5 separate regions of the Homo sapiens genome follow, and regions 1, 2, 3 and 4 are each linked to region 5. A link is a loop called in an ENCODE intact Hi-C map of the cell type or tissue named here. Cell type or tissue: PC-3. All regions are shown on one strand. Region 1 overlaps LOC101927609 (a long non-coding RNA gene). Region 2 has its middle 96 kb from the start of AGR3. Region 3 overlaps LOC124901595 (a long non-coding RNA gene). Region 4 has its middle 88 kb from the start of LINC02889. Region 5 has its middle 44 kb from the start of AGR3.

Evidence for each region. Peaks named below come from ENCODE experiments on the same cell type or tissue, not always from the same donor. Only the 100,000 strongest peaks of a DNase experiment are listed, where the experiment ranks them.
Region 1: a loop joins it to region 5, with 11 times the contacts of the local background. A loop is called at or near these places in 4 of 110 quality-filtered maps.
Region 2: it touches region 5 in a loop (7-fold over the local background); 17 of 110 quality-filtered maps call a loop at or near these places.
Region 3: a loop joins it to region 5, with 2.7 times the contacts of the local background. A loop is called at or near these places in 3 of 110 quality-filtered maps.
Region 4: it touches region 5 in a loop (4-fold over the local background); 11 of 110 quality-filtered maps call a loop at or near these places.

Annotation. Positions count from the first base shown.
Region 1 is chr7:17,232,438-17,236,437 of GRCh38, reverse strand. The region is part of intron 6 of LOC101927609 (a long non-coding RNA gene); the gene reads left to right. Among named protein-coding and RNA genes, the nearest start is that of AHR, 64 kb to the left of the region's middle. RefSeq lists enhancers at 1,567-1,826, 1,977-2,026, 1,132-2,331. In PC-3, a CTCF peak has its summit at 1,688; a DNase peak (open chromatin) is centred at 1,747; H3K4me3 peaks cover 1,204 bases; H3K27ac peaks cover 2,330 bases.
Region 2 is chr7:16,976,432-16,980,431 of GRCh38, reverse strand. No RefSeq gene overlaps it. Among named protein-coding and RNA genes, the nearest start is that of AGR3, 96 kb to the right of the region's middle. In PC-3, no CTCF peak of the experiment used is centred here; a DNase peak (open chromatin) is centred at 1,881; H3K4me3 peaks cover 1,070 bases; H3K27ac peaks cover 2,714 bases.
Region 3 is chr7:17,042,780-17,046,779 of GRCh38, reverse strand. LOC124901595 (a long non-coding RNA gene) reads left to right here. Exons shown (of 4, transcript XR_007060239.1): 1 at 1-4,000. Among named protein-coding and RNA genes, the nearest start is that of AGR3, 160 kb to the right of the region's middle. In PC-3, CTCF peaks have their summits at 1,935 and 2,143; no DNase peak of the experiment used is centred here; H3K27ac peaks cover 688 bases.
Region 4 is chr7:17,644,873-17,648,872 of GRCh38, reverse strand. No RefSeq gene overlaps it. Among named protein-coding and RNA genes, the nearest start is that of LINC02889, 88 kb to the right of the region's middle. In PC-3, a CTCF peak has its summit at 2,045 (motif pointing right); no DNase peak of the experiment used is centred here.
Region 5 is chr7:16,924,089-16,928,088 of GRCh38, reverse strand. No RefSeq gene overlaps it. Among named protein-coding and RNA genes, the nearest start is that of AGR3, 44 kb to the right of the region's middle. In PC-3, CTCF peaks have their summits at 1,424 and 1,623 (motif pointing left); DNase peaks (open chromatin) are centred at 1,018 and 1,558; H3K4me3 peaks cover 1,194 bases; H3K27ac peaks cover 2,568 bases.

The DNA.
Region 1 (4,000 bases), 310 kb before region 5:
ACTTAACATTTTTGAGCCTGAGGACTTGCGAAACAATGAGTTTTGATGCTCTGAGATCAGGGCCCGAGATGAAGGAGTGTGGTGGCATTAACATGTGAGAGATGCCAAAGTGAAGGAAATAGATAACATCACCCAGGAATTTAAAAGGAGGCAAACAATGGAAGAATGAGTCTGTAGGGACAAATCTGAGTAAAGGCCATAGGTACTCTGAGTCTGGATGACATGAAGATCTGTGAGGGCTGAAGGAGTCAAGAAGTCTCATTTGTGAACAGAATGTGACTTCAGTTGGGCCTTAAAGGAGGATAGAATTTAAGTAGGCAGTGGTTTGTGTGAGGTAGTTCATATGAGGCAATTGGTAGGAATAGTTGCATGGAGTTCGAATGGTACAAAGGCTCACCTCACAGGAAGGAAGGCAGTGGTGAGAAACGAGTTCACCTAGGTATGGGAGGATACCATATACTTGTATAAGCCCAGCATTTGAATTTCATTCACCATTTCAGTAAATGATGATTGAATGTTTGTATCATACCAGACACCCTTCGAGGAGCTAGGGATACAACAATTTACAAGATAAGCCTTCTGCTCACAAGAAGCTTTAGATTTAACGTGTGTGTGTGTGTGTGTGTGTGTGTGTGTGGTGGGGGGGTGCATATAAGCAAAAATACCACAATTATTATAATTCATTCAATAAACACATATTGAACATATTCTGTAGGTCAGGCACCATGATGGGTGCTGCAGATACAATAATAAATAAGTCATGGTCCTCAAGAAGCCATTGAACTATTAAAGAGTTTTGATTAGGTCCCTGGTGGCAGATGAAAAGCATTATTTTATTTATTTATTTATTTATTTATTTATTTAATTATTTATTTGAAGACTGAGTCTTACTCTGTTGCCTTGGCTGGAGTGCAGTGGCATGATCTCTGCTCACTGCAACCTCCACATCCTGGTTCAAGCGATTCTCCTGTCTCAGCCTCCTGAGTAGCTGGGATTACAGGAGTGCAACACTACACCCAGCTAATTTTTGCATTTTTAGTACAGATGGGGTTTCGCCGTGTTGGCCATGCTGGTCTCAAGCTTCTGACCTCAGGTGATCCACCCACCTCAGCCTCCCAAAGTGCTGGGATTACATGTTTGAGCTACCGCACCTGGCCAAAAAGCATTTTTAGGGGAGGTTTTTTCTTTCTCCTTGTACACGCAATGAAGTAAAGGACAATCTGAGCCTAGATAAATGAAATGGTAAACCTTGATATAAGGTAGAAGCAACAATTGTGGAGATAAAGGGATTATATAAGAGATGTATTTGTAAAAAAAAAAATGGGGGAATTGAGTAACTGATGAACATAAGTCTCAGACAGAGTGAGAGAGAGAAAATGTATGAGACCATATTTGTTCTCTTTTTAGGTGTCTGAAAATTTGTTGTGACTAACATTTTAAATGTGACAATGTCATGAAACATTTTTCTGGGGACATCAGATTTCTTTGTAGAAAGGGGACTTCCCCATTGCCAATACCTTGACTCACTTATCTGTTCCTCCTCAGATGGGGAGTGAGTGTCATCTTAAAGCAAGCAGAGGTTTGTTTTGTTTGGATATCAATCTTAAGGTCTACTTGGAGCATCCAGAATGTTTCTTAAACGATTGACCAAATTGACCAAAGATGTTACAGTTTCTGAGGTGTCCACTCAGAGTCAGCAAACACTGCACAAATAAAAAACAATCGGTAAATTATTTCCAAGGATTGGAAACAGAAATCCTCAGATGATTCACCGATGACTCAGTTTTCTGTGTATCGCTTCTACTCTACTTGTTGCCAAGGGAACTTGGGGCCTACTTCCTACCACACGACGGCTATAAAAAGTACCAGCAAAAGCCGCAGTAGAGTAACTTCTCTACTCTTTTATTAAAAATGGCTAACGGACTAAATGTCAGTTACATAAGAAAGATTTAGGTTTGTCTGTGAAGGTCATATCTACCGGTACCATGAAATACTGAGAAACCACGTTGTTACTCTTTTTATCTTTCATTTGCTTTTAACTACACTGCTTTCTTTATGCGGGGCATTTTATATAATGTACCTAACATGCCAACAGAAATTGTATGTTCTTCATAAACTCCAGACCAATGTGCTTTTGCAGTGATAGAAGTGACCTGTGAAATCTGTGTCAACCTCAGAGCCAGGGTAAGATACCGTCATCACACTGCCAGCCTGCCTGCTTCTCTGGGTCCTTGTGGCAGGGGAAGGAGATGAGACAGGGAGTAGGAGAGAGACTGACTGCTACAAAGGGACCTGTGCAGCTTCACTCTTATAGCCACTGTCTGTGTGGATCTCTTTTGACAATCATCTTTTATCAAGCAACATAAAAATATCAGTACTATTAAGTATCCATAAGAAGGCACCAATCATGAGTGGATATTTCCATATATAAAACCTAGGTTTCTTTCCTTTCAATATGTGCATTGAGTTCAATTCTCATCTGGAAACAGGGAATGAAAGCCGCTTGTATGGATAGTTGTCAGGAAGACATATACAGGATATAAGTTAAAAGCACAGACAAGCATGTTCTGTGTTTACAGGGGGCAGGAACTCTCTCAGCAAGAAGTCCTGGTACGACAAGACAGTTAAAGGCATTCCAGGAATATACTGTTTTCATTTGGCTGTGAGTCTTCCTAGAAAATGTAAAAGAAAGTTTTCCCTGTTAAGATAACACATTTTCTCTTTATGGTTTCATGAGGGCAGAAGGAAGCTCTCAGCTGTTCTTACATAAAGCCTTGTCTGAGAGGTATGGGATGCCTGATATTTTTTATGCTTAGATTTATATAACATTATAGCTCTTCTTCTCTTTGAAGAGGCAATATGGTTGAATAAGATCATAAATTTAAATTTACTATTAAAAAGTATTAAGTATTATGTGTAATACACACTGATTTTTCTAAAATGCAAGTCTGATCTTGTCATCTCTTTCTACCTTAAAATTTATTATAGGTCTCCTATTTTTTAGAACATTAAAATCCAAGCTTCTTATGGGATGCAAAGCACTTGGTGGCCTCATCTCATTGTTCTTCTTTGTACTTGAGCATCATAGAGTTAGTTACTTGTAGCTTTGAATTCGTATTATTTTTCCACACCTCTGTGACTTGGTGCATAGGCTTTAATAAGCCTGAAATGTCTTCCCTCTCTTCCTATGTGATTGATTCCTATTTATCCTCAACACAAAATTCAGATATCGCCTGCTGTCTTGAGTCTTCACTGACTTAAAAGCAGTTCTTATGTAGGACCTCTACTCCTGTTCATATTTATGATGTTGCCTTTATAATGCTATATTTTGTCTGTTTCATCCTGTGTGCCTGTATTTTTTCTTTTTTTATACTGCATAATTCCTGGGATCCAGATTCATATTTCCAAAAAAACATCATTGTATTTCCAGCATTTTACACAGTCCCTGGCATATGGTAGTTGTTTATAACTTTTTGTTAAAGATCTTCCATTTTGCACCTTATGATAATTGTTAGATAAAAATCTAAAATAATGCATCACTAGAAAATGTAACATAGTAAATAAACATTGCATATGTGTGCCTTATAATGCCATGTAGAAAAGAGTGTGCTCAAAATTCCTTATTGGATAAAGAAGCAAAAGGTCATCGTGACATAAGTCTGATGCACGTAAATTAAAGAGTTATTTGTTCAACAAAGAACAGCAATAACAAAGTCTCCCAAAATCTGATGTCAGGATTAGCTGGTGAAAAGATTAAGATGTGTTTTTTTTTTCTCTCATTGTCCCAATACCTCTCAATGGAACCAACAAATATCTGCTGCAATGTCTGTTTCTTAAAAATTACCTGTTGGGCACCATGTACACTATTCAAGTTGATGGGTAGACTAAAAGCCCAGACTTCACCACTATACAATTCATTCATGTAACCAAAAACCGCTAGTATCACAGAAGCTATTGAAATTTTAAAAAAAATTAGCCTGCTTCTTAGCCAATCACTACT
Region 2 (4,000 bases), 52 kb before region 5:
GCTTAAAGGGAGAAAGGTATCTTTATCGGCATGTGTAACACAAAAATCAAGGAGTGATACAGCATTAGGCAGGTTAGATTCAAGTTCTACAAAGATGTCCCCAGAAAAGTTGCTTAATCCATCTATCAGCTTTCTTTTCCTCTGTGTTGGTCTCATTCTAACATAAGCTCTTTTTCTTTCTCTTTGAGGAGTTAGAGATGGCCCCTCAACAATCTCAGAAAAAGAGACAGTCCCCCTTGCAGGGGTTTCAGTAAAAGACGTTGGTTGAGTCATTTGTTTGTCCCTGAAGCAACCATTGAACAGGAAAGGAGAACATACTAACCAGACCAGGGTCCTGTGCTCAGCCCTAGGAGGAAGGGATGGAAGCTGCCAGCAAATCACACTGAAGGAAAATGGGGCGAGAAACTGGCAGGAAAAGAAAATTGCTTACTGGTCAGATACACCCTCGTGAATACTCACAGAAGACATTTGTCAAAAATAAAAAGATTCATAATTCTATGACTTAAGAATCTGGAAGTGAATGTAACTCAACATGGTTGGAGAACCAGCAAAAATGCTGTTCTGGTTGAGTAAGTCTGAATCTCAAAAGAGGAGTAAAGAGAGGGGGAAGCTAAAGACTCCAGTAAAGATACACAGAAACCATTACAAAAAACAAAGCACACTAAGATGCCTAACTTTCAAAATAGAAAGAATGTCAATATACTTTTATAGTCAATAAAATGGACTTATTACTCATGCTTGAAACAAAAAGGTGGTTAAAAACCTAGACTTATTTCTCAAGACGAATGTGTTTTTGAAGGACATAAAAAAGAACTCTTGAACTCCTAGTTAGCTTGTTTTCTCTGAGTTTTAGCAGAGATGGCTCATTGCTACCCAATAGCTATTCTCATCTTCTAAGTAATAGAAATCCATTTTCACTGAGGTTGCAATGCCCCTGGACGAAGGTTGCATTTTACAGCCTCTCTTATAGCTGTCCTTACAAATGATCATTAGAAAGCTGTGGCCATTGAGGAAGTTCTGGTAAGAGAGGGTAAGCAGGGTACTTACAGAAAGCTGGCTTGGTGGTGAGATGTCTTGTTCCTTCCACTTCCAGCTGCCTGGAAGATGGAGGCAATGGAAGGAACTCCAGCAGCATGTTGAACCTTAAGGCTGAAAGCCAAGTCTCTGCAAGCTACGGTAGCCTAAGGGACAGGTTCACCCAACACCTAGGAGTTCAGGTGATTAGAGAGGATAAATGACAGCAGTGAGTGCCAACTGAGATAAGAGATATTTGGGGGATGATCACAAAAGGAAGAGTGACCATGTAAAGCAAAGAGAAGATAGAAGCTGGTTACTACTAAGAAATGTTAGAGTGGGAAAATGAGCAAATGCAGACTAATTGAGGTGGGAAGCCTAGTGACTCAGGGGACAGGCTGTGCAAGTCAGTCTTGTCTAAAAAAGAACTATGTACTGTTAATCTTTCTTTTGTTTGGGCTTTGAAAAAATTAATCTAGGTTCATTTAGTTGTACATTGGTTTTTTGTGATCTAACAGATTAATATCAATATCTTCTTTTGTATTTCCTTTGGGAAGTCCAGGAAGGAAACAAAAATCAACAGCACAGATTTCTGTCAGTGCCTGGAACAACTCTGCTTTTTCCATTTGAAAGCACCAAAAAGCATCCCATAATGAAGAAAAAAACTCTAATTCTGCAAGTATGGGGAATCTAAACTACATGAGATTGGCCCTACGGTCAAACAATAGTACTTTCCTAACAGAAAAGAAAGAGAAATTCCAAAGGCAAATTTGCAAGGAAAAAATGCCCTCTGAGCCTTTACAGTTCAGATCAAAGCCATCAACTTATTCAGCCATCATGAGAACACACACTCCAAGTTTCTAAAGGAGCCAGTAAGCTGAATCATTGCATATTAAATAAACATGCTGAGTTGAATCACAAAGTAAATAAAAGCCTCTTCTGACATAAGTTTGTATTTACAGAAATTCTGTGACTAAAAGCAACTAAATTTGGATCATTAAAAACAAAACAAGTTTCTCCAAGTTTACACTAATTATACAATGCATCCAGAAACCCAGGGCCTGACAGACCATGTAGCAAAGTCTTAAAAATAAGTGAATCAAAAAGTATTTTTAGCAAAAGTGAAGCTATCATTTACAACAGAAATAAGCCTATTCTCAGACTAACTCTACCTATAGATGAAAAAAATTATCATAATGATGGCACTGGTGATTATGATAAAAGTCCATAAAAATAATACAGATGCTGTTTTTTTAGAAATTCAGCATCACCTACGTGAAAACATCTCTGGTTACTTTGCAATCAAAGTACTATAGTGGAATTAAATAATCTATACCTCCAAATAAATTAATTGATAACATCTTCCAATATTTAGGGAACAATTTGATTTCACTCTTCAGTCTTCAACTACTTTTTTTTTAGCCTCAAAAAAATAATAACATGAAGAAAACAAAACCAGCTCTTCAGCAGAATCCTATGAAGAGTCCGTTGGAGAGTCTCAGGTCAGGAAGATTATTAGCTTTAGGCGGGTCTGCCTGTGCTGGGCGACTTGCTGCACTTTGAAGACGTACACATGATAACTAAGCTGTGGTCTTCTCATAAAAAAGGTAATTAATGCTGGAAAAGGTTTCTGGGGAAAAACGAGACATGTTTTTTAAACAACTAGGAGTTAACCAGCAAAATAATTGTGAGGAGAAAAAGAGGATGGGAATTCTAACCGGAGAGCAAAACTGCAGGAGTCCAAGAAAGCAGGGAAAAGGTCTTGTGAAACTCACAGGTAATTCAGTGAAATTGACTGTGGCTGATGGAGAAGCAGAGCAGCAAAAGATGAGACCAGAGAGTTAGGCAAGGGCCAGATCAAGTGCTAAGGGCAGATCAAGTGCTAAGGGTGCCATGCAAAGAAATGTGGACCTCATCCTGAAAGCTGCTGAAAACCACCAACGGGTGCTGATGGTTGCTGTTGCCTTTCCTTTAAGGCAGCAACTTGATCAAATTTGTGTTTCATAAGGCCACGCTACCAGCTATTGGTTAAATGGCAAGGAATGAGCAAGGCGGGAAGCAAGAGATTGTTAATCATAATCCAAGTAGAAAATGTTGAGAGCCTGAAACAAGCCAACTAAAGTAGGAGTGGGGAAAGAGGAAGAGGTGTAAGAAGACACAACCAATTAGACTGGATAGGATTTAGGAACTAGGGGAACATAAGACCCTGATTTTTATTGAGAGACAGTATTTATAACTCGGATTCTGGAGTTATGAATGTCTCTTGGAGTGTAGCTGGATATTAACTCATGGAGGAATTACAGTGTGGGAAATGACATGTCAAATGAAGGGGCAGTGGAGATAGCAAGGAAGACAAAGCTGGGGAGAGAAAACCAGTATGTGGCCTACTGCAGTGCAGGTCAAGCTAGGGAGGGTAAAGCGTCAGGAGAAACACATGGAAACTCCCAGATCTGTGGCTTGGATGCCATAAAAGTACCGGACACATGTTGAGACACAAGCCTTACTTTTTTCTTCCACAATCAGGACAAGTGAATTATATGAAGCCATGCACTTATTCCTTAGAAGTATCAACTGTAGAGACATGAATTTGTCAATCTCCAGAGCTGAGAATTGTTCTAGAAGCATAGTAAGTACTAGGTAAATATTTAGATGCAAATTTGCATTAACACTAAGAGAAAAAAATAGTATTAAAGCAAACTTGAAAGTGTTCAGATATAAATGCACATATTTACCAATCTGTACCCTCAAAAGTGTGTACAAAAGTGTGTTACTGCACGCTTTTGTAACCTTTGAGAATTTCAAGACTCAATCCCTCAAGCTGTTGGAATGCTATTTCCAAGCAAACAACAATCCCAGTCATTTTAAAACTGGTTCCAAGTTGTTAATGCAAACTATTAGCACAATACAACCATCTTTTCTAATTACACAATTTAAGCAATAATAATAATAATTCTTTTGTCTGTAACTCCTGCATCAATGTAAGGAG
Region 3 (4,000 bases), 120 kb before region 5:
AAGTCTATATTCCAAAATGCAGAGATAATTTGTTTTATCTATGAATTTCTCTAAAGAAGTTTATAGGTGCTCTGAAGAGACCGCATAGACCTCTCTAGAGGTCACCAAATTATTCTTAAAAATAAGAAGAATACACCGGTGTTTATATACTTACAAATAAGGACTGTAAGTCTGAAGTTAAGATTGATAAATTAATTTGCCAAACATACTGGCAACTGTTAACAATCTGTTGTGTGTTTAATCATCTTCAAGGAAAAGGGTCCACACAAAGGCTGTAAACTTCTCAAATGACTAACAGGAAAGGGTCAGTAATGAAAATGAGTGGAGTGGGCTGACTAACTATAGCAAGCCCACTGATAAAGACAGCCATACACAGCATCAGCTGATTGTCATGTGGGAAAGCAACCCAGATTTTCCCTTTTAAAGTTTAACAACTAATTACTTTTTTTTTTTTTAATATTATGAGACAATATAAATGTATACGTAACTCTAAAATCAGCCTGGGCTGCCAGTTAAAACCAATAATCTATAGATAATATAAAATCAGATCTAGCATTTATTTTCAAATCTTTCTCAAATAGAAGTCACACTTGACATTTTCTCTTTATATTGGAAATCGGTCTTCACTTGCTAATACAAAGGAAAACTTCTTTCACCTACTCTGGAGCCTTCTCTCAAAGCTACTGGCTAAGTGGATACCAACCAGTCTATCAGCCATAGAAATATGTGACTGAGGAGGAATCTTAAAGCAGAATATCAAGAAGGCAATATAGAATGATAGAAAAAAAAATGTAAGTTTTGAGTCAGGTAGATCTGTGTTTAATTCCCAGACTTAAACGAAGTTCCTATGTTATCTCTCTGATAACATATTATATTATCATTCATAGTTTGAGCCTGGTACCACCTATGAGGATGAAGTGAAGAAAAACATAGGTAAAATCCCTAGTAAAAGCATAATTTATAGACCTTTCTGAAAAACTATGTTCCTCCACTACTAGGAATGCTAAGTGTCAATCTTAGAAATGGAGACAGGCTGCCTTTAGCCTTCCTATAAGGTGCCCATATTAGTTGGGATTGTGTTTGACTATGAATTGTTTTTAAAATAACAAAATAACGTTACTTAGAGAGGACAAGTATAAAGGAGGCAATTTGGGATGATTATGGCAGCTCCATTCCATGATCTCTTCAGGGACCTAGTTCTTTCCAGCTACCATTCTGTCATAGCTGGACCCCACAGTGCAAGATGGTAGCATCTGCATTCCAGGTAGCAGGATGGAGAAGAAGCCAAAGAGAGGAAGGGCCACGGTGTACATTAGCTGTCTTAAGGAAGTTTCCCAAAAGCTGTCATGGGATAGTTGTCTTCTATCATATTGGTCGTAACTTAAGACACATGGCATCATATTGCTGCAAGGGAGACGGGGCTACGTAGTGGGACTGGGATTCTGAGTGGTCATAAGATAGACTAAAATTTCTGTTAAAATGGAGAAAGGGAAGGTGGATTATTGGGAGACAACTTACAGTTGAAACCAAGGGCTAACCTGATTAGGTCTGCCAAGCTTAACCTGCCTTGCTTGTTTTTAGCTACTTGCCTTTAGTTGATTTTAAAATCTATGTAGCTAAAGGTCATGTGGCTAAGCAATATATAACTGAACTTGCACTAGCTTCCTCACAGATAACATCTCTGACATATAGGTCACCATGGTGATGGTTACTGAAGTTGTTTTTCAGGAACTTAGAGTCAGCTCTAGTCCAGTTCAAGCCATTTGCGACCACTGACCCTGCTTGAGTGTTCGATAGGTACACTTTTGATGTTCTACCTACAGATCATGCTAACACCACCACCATGTGAACATGCATCCTATGAAGAGCCATGAAGCTTGGCTATGCTTGCATAGTTCACTGATAACCTCACTCTTCTTTACTGCCAATGACTTTTCCTCATACTTCAGACTACCTCACTCCTCTGTCTCATAAATATCCTTAAAATCCCATCTTTAGGGAAGCAGATTTGAGACCTGTTCTCCCACCTCCTTGCTTGACTGCCTCATGAATAAACTCTTTCTCCGCTGTAAAACTTACCATCTCAGGGATTGGCATTCCATACGACAGGCAGAATGGACATGGTTTGGCATCACAGTCTGTGTCTCAGAGGCCTTTTTATCTAAGGACAGCAGGGGGGGTAACTTGACATGTGTCCATTCTTATCCTACTGATTGTCCCCACTAAAAACTAAAACAGCTGCTTGCTCTGCCCTTCTGTTCTACCTTCATTAACTCTTTGCAGGGATAAAACTGGAGAGGCTCACTGGGGATAGGTGCCCAGGTTTAAATGCTTTCTAATTTTCATTGTCCACCTTTTGCTGTTTCTGTGGGTGCCTGGTTACTTCCAGCAGCAAATTAAGATATATAATCAATGGAAAAAAGACTTTTGGTTTTCTTTTAAAAATTAATTTCTGAAACAGCATTGCTAGTTTCCTCAGTTTTAATGTGCTCTAAAATTGTCAGTGTTAAGTGGAAAGGAAATAGAGACAAGCCCTTCTCAGTAGAAGGAGTACTGAATGTTTTTCTTCACATAATTAACTATTACTTCTCAATAACAGACTTTTAGGTTTAGAAGCAAAGTATCTGACACACAATAGGACGTTAATACATGTGTGAAGACTGAATGGAAAGAGGGAAAGAGAGAAGGGAAGAAAAGGAAAAAAGAGGGGAGGAAAAAAGGACAGATGACAAACAGAAAAGAGGGCAGAAAACAAGGTCTCTCACCACATAATTAACTCATCACCAACAACTCGAAAACCCATCCAAGAGACAGCAAGCTCTGCTCCATCATGAAATAAGAATGCTATGGCTACTTATCGATGCGCTGTGCCTCAGATGGAGCTAAAATCTGTGTCTATATAATTTCCACTCACTGGTTCTATTCTGCCCTCTCCAGAAACAGAGCTTTAGTTTCCATGTCAGAGTATATTCATTTTAGGCAAGTGCTTTCTGACTAGTGTAAGGATCAATTCCTTAGTATGAATCTGGTGTTTAAGTCGCAGTATTGTTTGTGCATTTTACAAACACAGACAATAATGTATACACAAGTTGCTAAATTAGGTTCAAAGAATGAAAATGGGTCATAGGAAAGCTCCCCACCTCCTCAGAACTCTCTGTCACATTCAGAAATCAAGAAAGAAGGAAAGAAGGAAGGAAGGAAGGAAGGAAGGAAGGAAGGAAGGAAGGAAGGAAGGAAGGAAGGAAGGAAGGAAAGAAAGAAAGAAAGAAAAAGAAAGAAAGAAAGAAAGAGAAAGAGAAAGAAAGATGTTAGCATCTGCAAAGATCCAAAAAAGAAAGCAAATAAAAATAACTCGACTTTGGTTAAGGGGCTGATAAAGTTAAGATACTTCACTGAAACATGTATGTCCATGTTTAGATCTTAATCACTGCTCTCCAAACCTCTCATGACTGCAGAATTAGGTCAGAGATTTCCATCATGCAGTCTTCAGTATGCACTCCAATTGTCCGTGCAGGATTAAAAAAAAAATGTATTTGGAGAAACTAGTCCAGGAAGAGATATGAGTGTAACAGACACTAAGGCATTTGTTTTAACAACAACAACAACAAAAAGCAGACATTGTGAAACTATGCTTCATTTATGCACAGACTGCTAAGAGTAAATCACACTGAAAGTGAGCAATATACTGTGATAACCAGAGCTTTACTGCTTTGTCATGGTGAGATATTAAAACAGAGTTGCTATAATACATTTTGACAAATCAGCTAAGGCTGTAGCTAATTTGAAGGTACCATATACTTTTCTAATTTAGATAATCAAAGTGGACCCAAAAAATAATAAACTGAGTTTTAAAATCTCTTACCTATAATATTTAGAATTTATACAATTATTTTATTATTTTTTCCAGATTTGCTAAATATGCATTCCTTTTAGGAAGTACTCTCCATGCACGTGAATTTTCATTGTAAATAAACTTTGTAGGGCAACATATTTTCTTGAT
Region 4 (4,000 bases), 720 kb before region 5:
CAGAATAGGGAACAATGAGAGTCAGAAAAGATGTGGAAAGATCTGCTTTAAGATGTGGATATATCAGGTGTCAAGGTTGTAAAATAGCTTACAAGTAGGAAAGCAGTTCTATAAACATTCACCAGCAGGCACTGGGAAAATAGCACTGAACAGAGCTGGACATAGCCTTTGCTCTTGTAGAGCCATGCCTCAAAATAACCTCCATTTATGAGGAAAAAGATGGGGAATTATAGAATATATACCAACTCTTTATGCTTTTTGACCCTATGTCAGTTTTGTGGGAATAACTCCTGCCTTGCCGCAAAGCACAGCCTTCACACTTTATTAGATTCAATATTGTGTTGCTTCATGTCCTTAAACATGAAAATGAAATTGAAAGGTGGACAGATCTGAACAGCACAGATTTGGGGTGCTGGCTCTTATGGCTGAAGTAAAGAGCTATATGATGGCTTAATTTTTTTTAACAGTCTATGGGCTTTTTCTCAGGACACCAGTCCAATTTCTCTGTAATTGTTTTTTTTGTTCTCTTAGGAAATTCAGAGAGATTGCAATGTTATTAAGCTCATAATATTTTTCTTTTCTTTTTGAAGTTCTAGTTCATTTATTTTAACCTTTAATATTCCATTGTATCAATATACTACAGTTTTTTTAAACCCATTCTCCTATTGATATTTAGATTATCTCCAGTTTTATGTTCTGACAAACATAATCTCAAGAATTTCTTAATCATTATCTAATCAAAGGTTAAAGAATGGCCTCAATTATTACTATGAACAATAGCAAGAGAAATGTAATTTGTCCATCATGCTGTCAAATACAATAATGCCAATATAAATTTCCTTAATGAACAATGAACACTTCTATTCAGTTACAAAAATTTTTTGGCTAAGTGGTAGCTGGAGATTGGACTTTGTGCTAATACTTAGGTTAATTGCATCTCATGTTAATATGTCTTAGTGGGTGCAATTAAGTAGAATTATAACTTGTTCATGTTATAATTCCTTTTGCCTTTCTAATTCATCGGTGAACTCCCATAACTTAACTCCTCCTTCGTTTAGGTGTCTGCCGCTTCACAGGGGAGAGAATGTTAGGAGATTTTCTTTTATAGCTTAGGTTACTTTGACAGAGAAATATTAGGCATCATCTTAATTTCAGCATGATCATCCTTTTTTTTTTTTGAGATGGAGTTTTGCTCTTGTCGCCAGGCTGGAGTGCAATGGTGCAATCTTGGCTCACTGCAACCTCCACCTCCTGGGTTCAAGTGATTGTTCTGCCTCAGCCTCCCAAGCAGCTGGGATTACAGGTGCCTGCCACCATACCCAGCTAATTTTTGTATTTTTAGTAGAGACGGGCTTCCACCATGTTGGCCAGGCTAGTCTTGAAGTCCTGACCTCAGGTGATCCACCCAGCTTGGCCTCCCAAAATGCTGGGATTACAGGTGTGAGCCAGTGCACCCAGCCATCATCCCTTTTTGAAGGCAGAACCACTGGATATGTCAATCAGTTGCTGGAAGATTCACTCCCATGGTCCTTCTAACACCATACCTTGGCCACATCCTCAACTGGAATTCAAACTTGGGGTTAGAAGGAAAATGCTCTTCACCAGCCCTTAAAGATTTCTAACGTAAACTTACAGCAGTAGTCCCTTAAATATGAAGAATAATCAAGCTCAATAAATACTTTGATATTTTTGAAAAAAATGACAGATTTTCGGCATTGAGAAATTCTCTGAAGTATAAGCATATCCAAGAAGAATGTCATATATTCTGTCCTTTTCTTGCTAGATGGAATGTTTAAAAGCTGGATAACACTGCATTCGAATGTTAATTCATGTTTTGGGTTCAGTTTCATAGCTCAGCATCTGATATTTATTATGAATTCACCTGAGGTATATTTTCTTTATTTTTTAAGCGATATAGTCCCTAGTTTGAAAGATAACTTGAGAGATTGATTCTTGACACAGTTAAATTCTCTTTCTCTTGAGCCGTGTTTTTTAACCTCAGATATTGGTCTTAAAAAAAAAAAAATCCAGTGCCAGAAACTCCCAGCAGATGTCATTGTAAGGCAGATTTGTTTAGCAAGGCTTTTCTAGAATAGTGAATAGAATTGTTGCATATAGTAGTGATGTGTGTATTAGGCACTGGAGTTAATTGATTCTAGTCTCATCAGAGTGGGATTTGTTATGAAGAGGTAAAGAGATTCCTGGGATTCTTGCCTGTCCTTTTATAATGTGGGAGCACTGCTTTTCTGCAATATAAGTTAGAGAACAAGAGTAACAGCTTTTCACCCAAGCATTTCCTGGGCTACTCTACCTGGGGCTACCAGCTTAGCACAAGGCATGACTGTGTTCTGCATGGGACAGAAGAGCCATGGGGAGGAGACTGTTGCTTAGACATATAATGTAGTAAGTGAGGGAGGTGCAGTTTCAAATCAGAGAGCCTCACTAATTCTAGACTCCACACCCTTAGTCCTGAAGGGAAAATACAAATGGACATGAAAACATGTGTCCCAATAGAGCACATCTGGTCCTTATCTAAAACGGAAAGGCGAATTATATTGGAACTGCCTAACTGATTTCATGGATATCAATTTCAAGTGAAAAAAACATTTATTCCCAGGGAAGGTCACGATACATTGTCTTATTTACTATAAATGTAAATGAAAGTCAACCTAAATTCGCCTTTGTTTCCATGTATATATGTGGTGATATATGTTGGTTACCTATGAAGATCTTATTCTTTTACTCATCAATATTGTAAGAGCTTGTTTCTCACTTAACGATTTTTACATTGCTTGATTAGATTTTAAAAATAAACTCCTTTGATGAAGCCCTCTTTTAAAGCCAGAAATATACTTTGTATTGTATAACATTAACTGAAATGCAAATTGCTTAGAAAATGTTAATACAATGTGTTTGGAAATCAACTACTTTTAAAAAACTGCAGGGATCAGGTAAAAGAGGAAAACTATATCAAAGATGGAAGGATGAAAGTGTGAGGAAATAGTAAAAGATATGGACTTGGATATGGATTTGGATATTCCAACTGAGTATCTCCACTTAACTGACTCAACATATTAACCAATTTTTTTTTCTTATACTATCTGATGTCTGTATCATCCTGAAAGTAAGCTAGCAGGATCCCCACAGTTTTGCTTTCCCAATAGAATTGTGTGCCTGCCAAGGGTCAGGTGAGTTTGTCCCAATCCTGTTTATGCCACCTATACTTGCCATTGAATTAAAGTGGGTAATTGCAATATTATGTGAACCGTGAAATATGACTGCAAAATAAAAGGGGATTTTTATTTCTCTGAAAACTAATTATATATAATGCTTAGAAAGACTTGATAAAGAGAAGTTACTAGACTTGCTATTAAATTTGGATGTGGATGAAACAAATATAAGAGGTTGGAGGGGAAACTGAAAATCTTGAAGGCCTGTATTCTAAAATTTCTGCAAAATTATTTCTGGGTTCTTGCAAGGGAAGTGGGGATTTGGAGAGAACGCCTTGTGGATGTGGGTTATTCAGGAAAGATGATATGGATTTCTAATCAGATAATGTGCACTCAATAAAAGGAGACCCTCTACATTAAAAGATTGGTAAATTCATGTTTATTTTCAGGTTTTAAATTACAATATTTGATTTTAAAACTCCTCTACTTTGTTCAGCTTTTTCAAGTAACTGACAAACTATCGATATTGATCTTACCAGATGAAAGTTACTGCTCTGCATTTTAAAAATAATTTTTAATTATAGGCTATGGGTATTAGCCTGTTTTCATGCTGCTGATAAAGACATACCCAGAGGCTGAGGCGAGTGGATCACAAGGTCAGGAGATCGAGACCATCCTGGCTAACACGGTGAAACCCTGTCTCTACTAAAAATACAAAAAATTAGCCAGGCGTGGTGGCGGGTGCCTGTAGTCCCAGCTACTCGGGAGGCTGAGGCAGGAGAATGGCATGAACCTGGGAGGCGGAGCTTGCAGTGAGCAGAGATCGTTCC
Region 5 (4,000 bases):
GGAGCTTAAATTATAGTGGGAAAGAGATATCATCAATAAAAACAGATAAATATATACAAAAAATTTTAAATACTGTGGAGATAGATTAAGCAGGGCAATGGGACAGGGAATGGAATACTAGGGGGCCTGGCCTGAGTTTATGAAGCATAGTCAGGGAAGCCCTCCCTAAAGGAAGGAAAAGAGAAGAAGGTGCAATTAGCAAGGGAGGAATGTTCTACCACCCAGATGCAGTGTTGATTAAAATAGCACTAATAATAGTTAATATGCATTGATATTTTATTATGTACTAGGACAGGTTCTACACACTTTGCTTGTTTTCGTGTGTTAATTCTTTATGACAAACAACCCTATCAGGTAAATAGTAAGCTCACTTTCTAGATGAGAAAACTGAGTTTTAGAGAAGTCACATTATTTTCAGAGTCCCTAATTCATAATATTTAGAGTCACAATTTGAATGCAAGCAGATAAAATTCCTTTTAAAAATAAGTAAACAACAACAAAGGACAAACTTTAATGACTGGATAAATACTATGAATAAAACAAATAAAGGTCCAGAAATAACGAGGGAACCACTTAAGATAAGGTCAACGGGAAAGACTTCTATGAGAAGAACACACTTCACCTGAAAACTGGAGGATAAAGAGGATGGTTCAGAGACAGACCTGGGCAAGGCAAACCAGGGAAGAGTGAGGAGCGTGTGTCTACATCCTGCAGCCAGAAGAAGCCAGGCAGGTTGCAGGAGCTTCAAGAAATCAGGACCCTGGAGCCCAGAGAATGGAGAGAAGCATTCTGAGAGATGAAGGCAGAGAAATGAGCAAGAGGCATGTTATGTCAGCCTAATCGAGTCTGGATTTCATCATAAACCATTGGGAAGCCATTTTTTAAGGACATTATCTGGTTTTCCTTTTAAAGAATATCACTTTTGCTTCTGTGTGGTAAAGGAACTAGATTTTCCTGGACAGTTGATAGAAAATGTGTTATTGGGGCATTTTTATGACTCACTGTTTAACTAACAACATAAAGACAGACAAGGTACAGTAAACAGCCCTCAAGGTATGTACAGGTCATACATGATATATAAATCTTGGTGTCCAATGTTTACTTATAAATAAAGCAAAGTTTTTTAAAAAAACTTCCCTGCTGTGCTCATTTCATTTTGTTAAATAGACCCCTCATGCAAAAGGTGTATTTGGCCTGTGTTCCCTAGGATTTCTGGATCCTTGCTGTCATAAATTTACTGAGTGAGGAAGAGAATATGTTCCTTTTCCCTTGTGACCTTCATTCTATAATGTTATCATTTATCTAACAATAGAAGGTCATTAGAATGCTAGTTACGGTTTGCTTGGACTTGACATATCCAAATGCCTTTTAGCCACACATTAGATGTACGATTCTCTGTGAGAAGAGGTTGTTGACAGAAGACTTTTCTGGATCTGTGCAAACAAACTCCACCTCTGTCTGTTTTTGCAGGAATGTTCAATGTTTTATAGCACACTGTGGTTTCGCATTTAGGATCAAATTTGGAATGGAACCGCTTTCTGTTCAGTAAAGCAGAACTAAAATGTTACAACTGTGAAGATTCATATCCTTTGGAAGAGAGCTGCCCTGTCATGAGCACCACCAAGTGGCCTGTACAGCTCCTACAGTCTCCCAAGATGTTACTTGATTGAAAGGTTCTAATCCAAAAACTTGACCAGCTGTTTTATACAGAGTACCTGTTTTTAAGCATACCTTTCAATGACTCAGAGAATCCATTTGTTAGACTTCCACAAAATTTAACCAAAAAATAAGAATTGCTGCTGCCATCTGAAATCCCAAATGTGGGGCCTAAAAAATGCTGTTGGATGCACTACACTATATTATCACACGTGTATACATTGATATAAGGGAACTAAAAATAAGCCAAAAACTTGAGGGCATCTCTGCCTCCATGGATGCAAGCTGGCCCCATTTCACACAGCTGTAGAAATAAATTGCTCTCTGTTCCTGAGATGCAACCCAACTTTACTGAGCAGCTGTAACCTAGGAACAGGAAGGAGATGAATTGCCACTATTCTTACTTTCACATTAAAACATTTCTCATCTCCTATGTGTACAAACACGAGGCTGAAAGATTTTTCACATTGACAACTTGCCTGATTTTTTTTTTTAACTATACAAAAACTAGGTTAGGTACAACACTAGAAAATGTGACCTCTGCCTTTGAGAAGATGAGACTCAAAGGACAATGCTACCACGTCATCATTCCCTTCTCTGGTTACAAATGCAAAATGTGTGCTGTGGGGAAGAGGAGAGGGCTGCTGGATGGCCTTTGGTGAGAAGAGTAAGCTGAAAGTGATACTTCAAAGAACGTCTTCCAGAGCCTCCATCCCTAGCCCTGTCCATCCAAGTCATGGCTCACTCCCATTCTGACAAACAAAAAACAAATTATAATTGGTCAAGATCTGTTCAATATTTTAGGAATTTTAACTTACTTTAGGGTCAAAGAATGTTGACTGGAAATCATTTCTGTAAGTAATAAACAAAGGATTACGATTTCATGAAGCAATTAGTAACAAATGCCATTAGAGTAGAAGAAGCCTGTCATAACGCACTTGAAAGGTATTTAAGAGTCAGAAGTATCACTATTGTTTTTAAAAATACACTTGACAAGCCTTAAAATTTTTTACAAAAGAAAAATATACATACGTAGTCAGTTTAAACAGATTTCTAAATAGACAGTGATTAAAAGTTGCATAAAAATATATATACATAGTCAGTTTAAACAGATTTCTGAATAGGCGGTGATTAAAAGTTGCATAAGCCCTCAGGTAAAGAACTGGAGACCTGACAGGTGCCCAATTTGCCTGAGGACACAGAGCAAGGAAGCAGTAAAGTCCTGTGATGCCACCTTTGCATTCATGTGGTATTCTGCAGTTTACAAAATGCTTTCAGGTCCTTTTGTCCCCTTCATTTGAACCTTACAAAAATGCTGTAATGTAGAGTGCACATCATCCCTTTAAAGTTAGAGACTGTGATTATGCTCTCAGAAAGAGTAAAGATTTGGTAGTGGCTGAGTGGCTGAGGGCTAGAACCAGGCCAGGGTTACCTCATTCTGCAATAATTTGCATTGACTTTATAGTTTTCAACACACTATAGTGTTTCATTTATTTCTCCCATATGGGTAAAGCAAACATCTTTCCTAATTAACAAGTAAAGAAATTGGCCATACAGAGAGAAAGCAATTGGCCCAAGGTGCAGAATAGTTGGAGCTAGGAGTAGAACCATATCTCCTGAATCCTCACTTGCTTTCTTCCTACTATTCTCTACTGCCACCTTCGAGATCCTAAGTCATCTATTGCAAGACTCAAAGCTGAAGTCAGACTTTAAAGCTAGACTTTAGGCCAGGCACGGTGGCTCATGCCTGTAATGCCAGCACTTTGGGAGGCCAAGGCAGGCAGATCACCTGAGGCCAGGAGTTCAAGGCCAGCTTGGCCAACAGGGTGAAACCCCGTCTCTACTAAAAATACAAAAAATTAACGAGGTGTGGTGGCAGGGGCCTGTAATCCCAGCTACCAGGGGGCTGAGGCAGGATAGTCGCCTGAATCTGGGAGGCGGAGGTTGCAATGAGCCGAGATCACGCCATTACACTCCAGCCTGGGCAACGAGAGCAAAATTCCTTCTCAAAAAATAAATAAATAAATAAATAAATACAAAAAATCAGCCAGGCATGGTGGCGTGTGACTGTAGTTCCAGCTACTCGGGAAGCTGAGGCAGGAGAATCACTTGAACCCAGGAGGCAGAGGTTGCAGTGAGCCAAGATCACACCACTGCACTCCAGCCTGGGTGACAGAGTGAGACTTTGTCAAAAAAAAAAAAAAAAAAAAAAAAAAAGGCAGACTTTAAAGAAAAAATGTCTATAAGATTAGTTGGAAAGCAATAAAGAAGGGAGAGGTGGGGATTTCTAAAACTGTATCCATGAACTTAGACAACTGCCACACATCGTGTTAGTCACAAATAT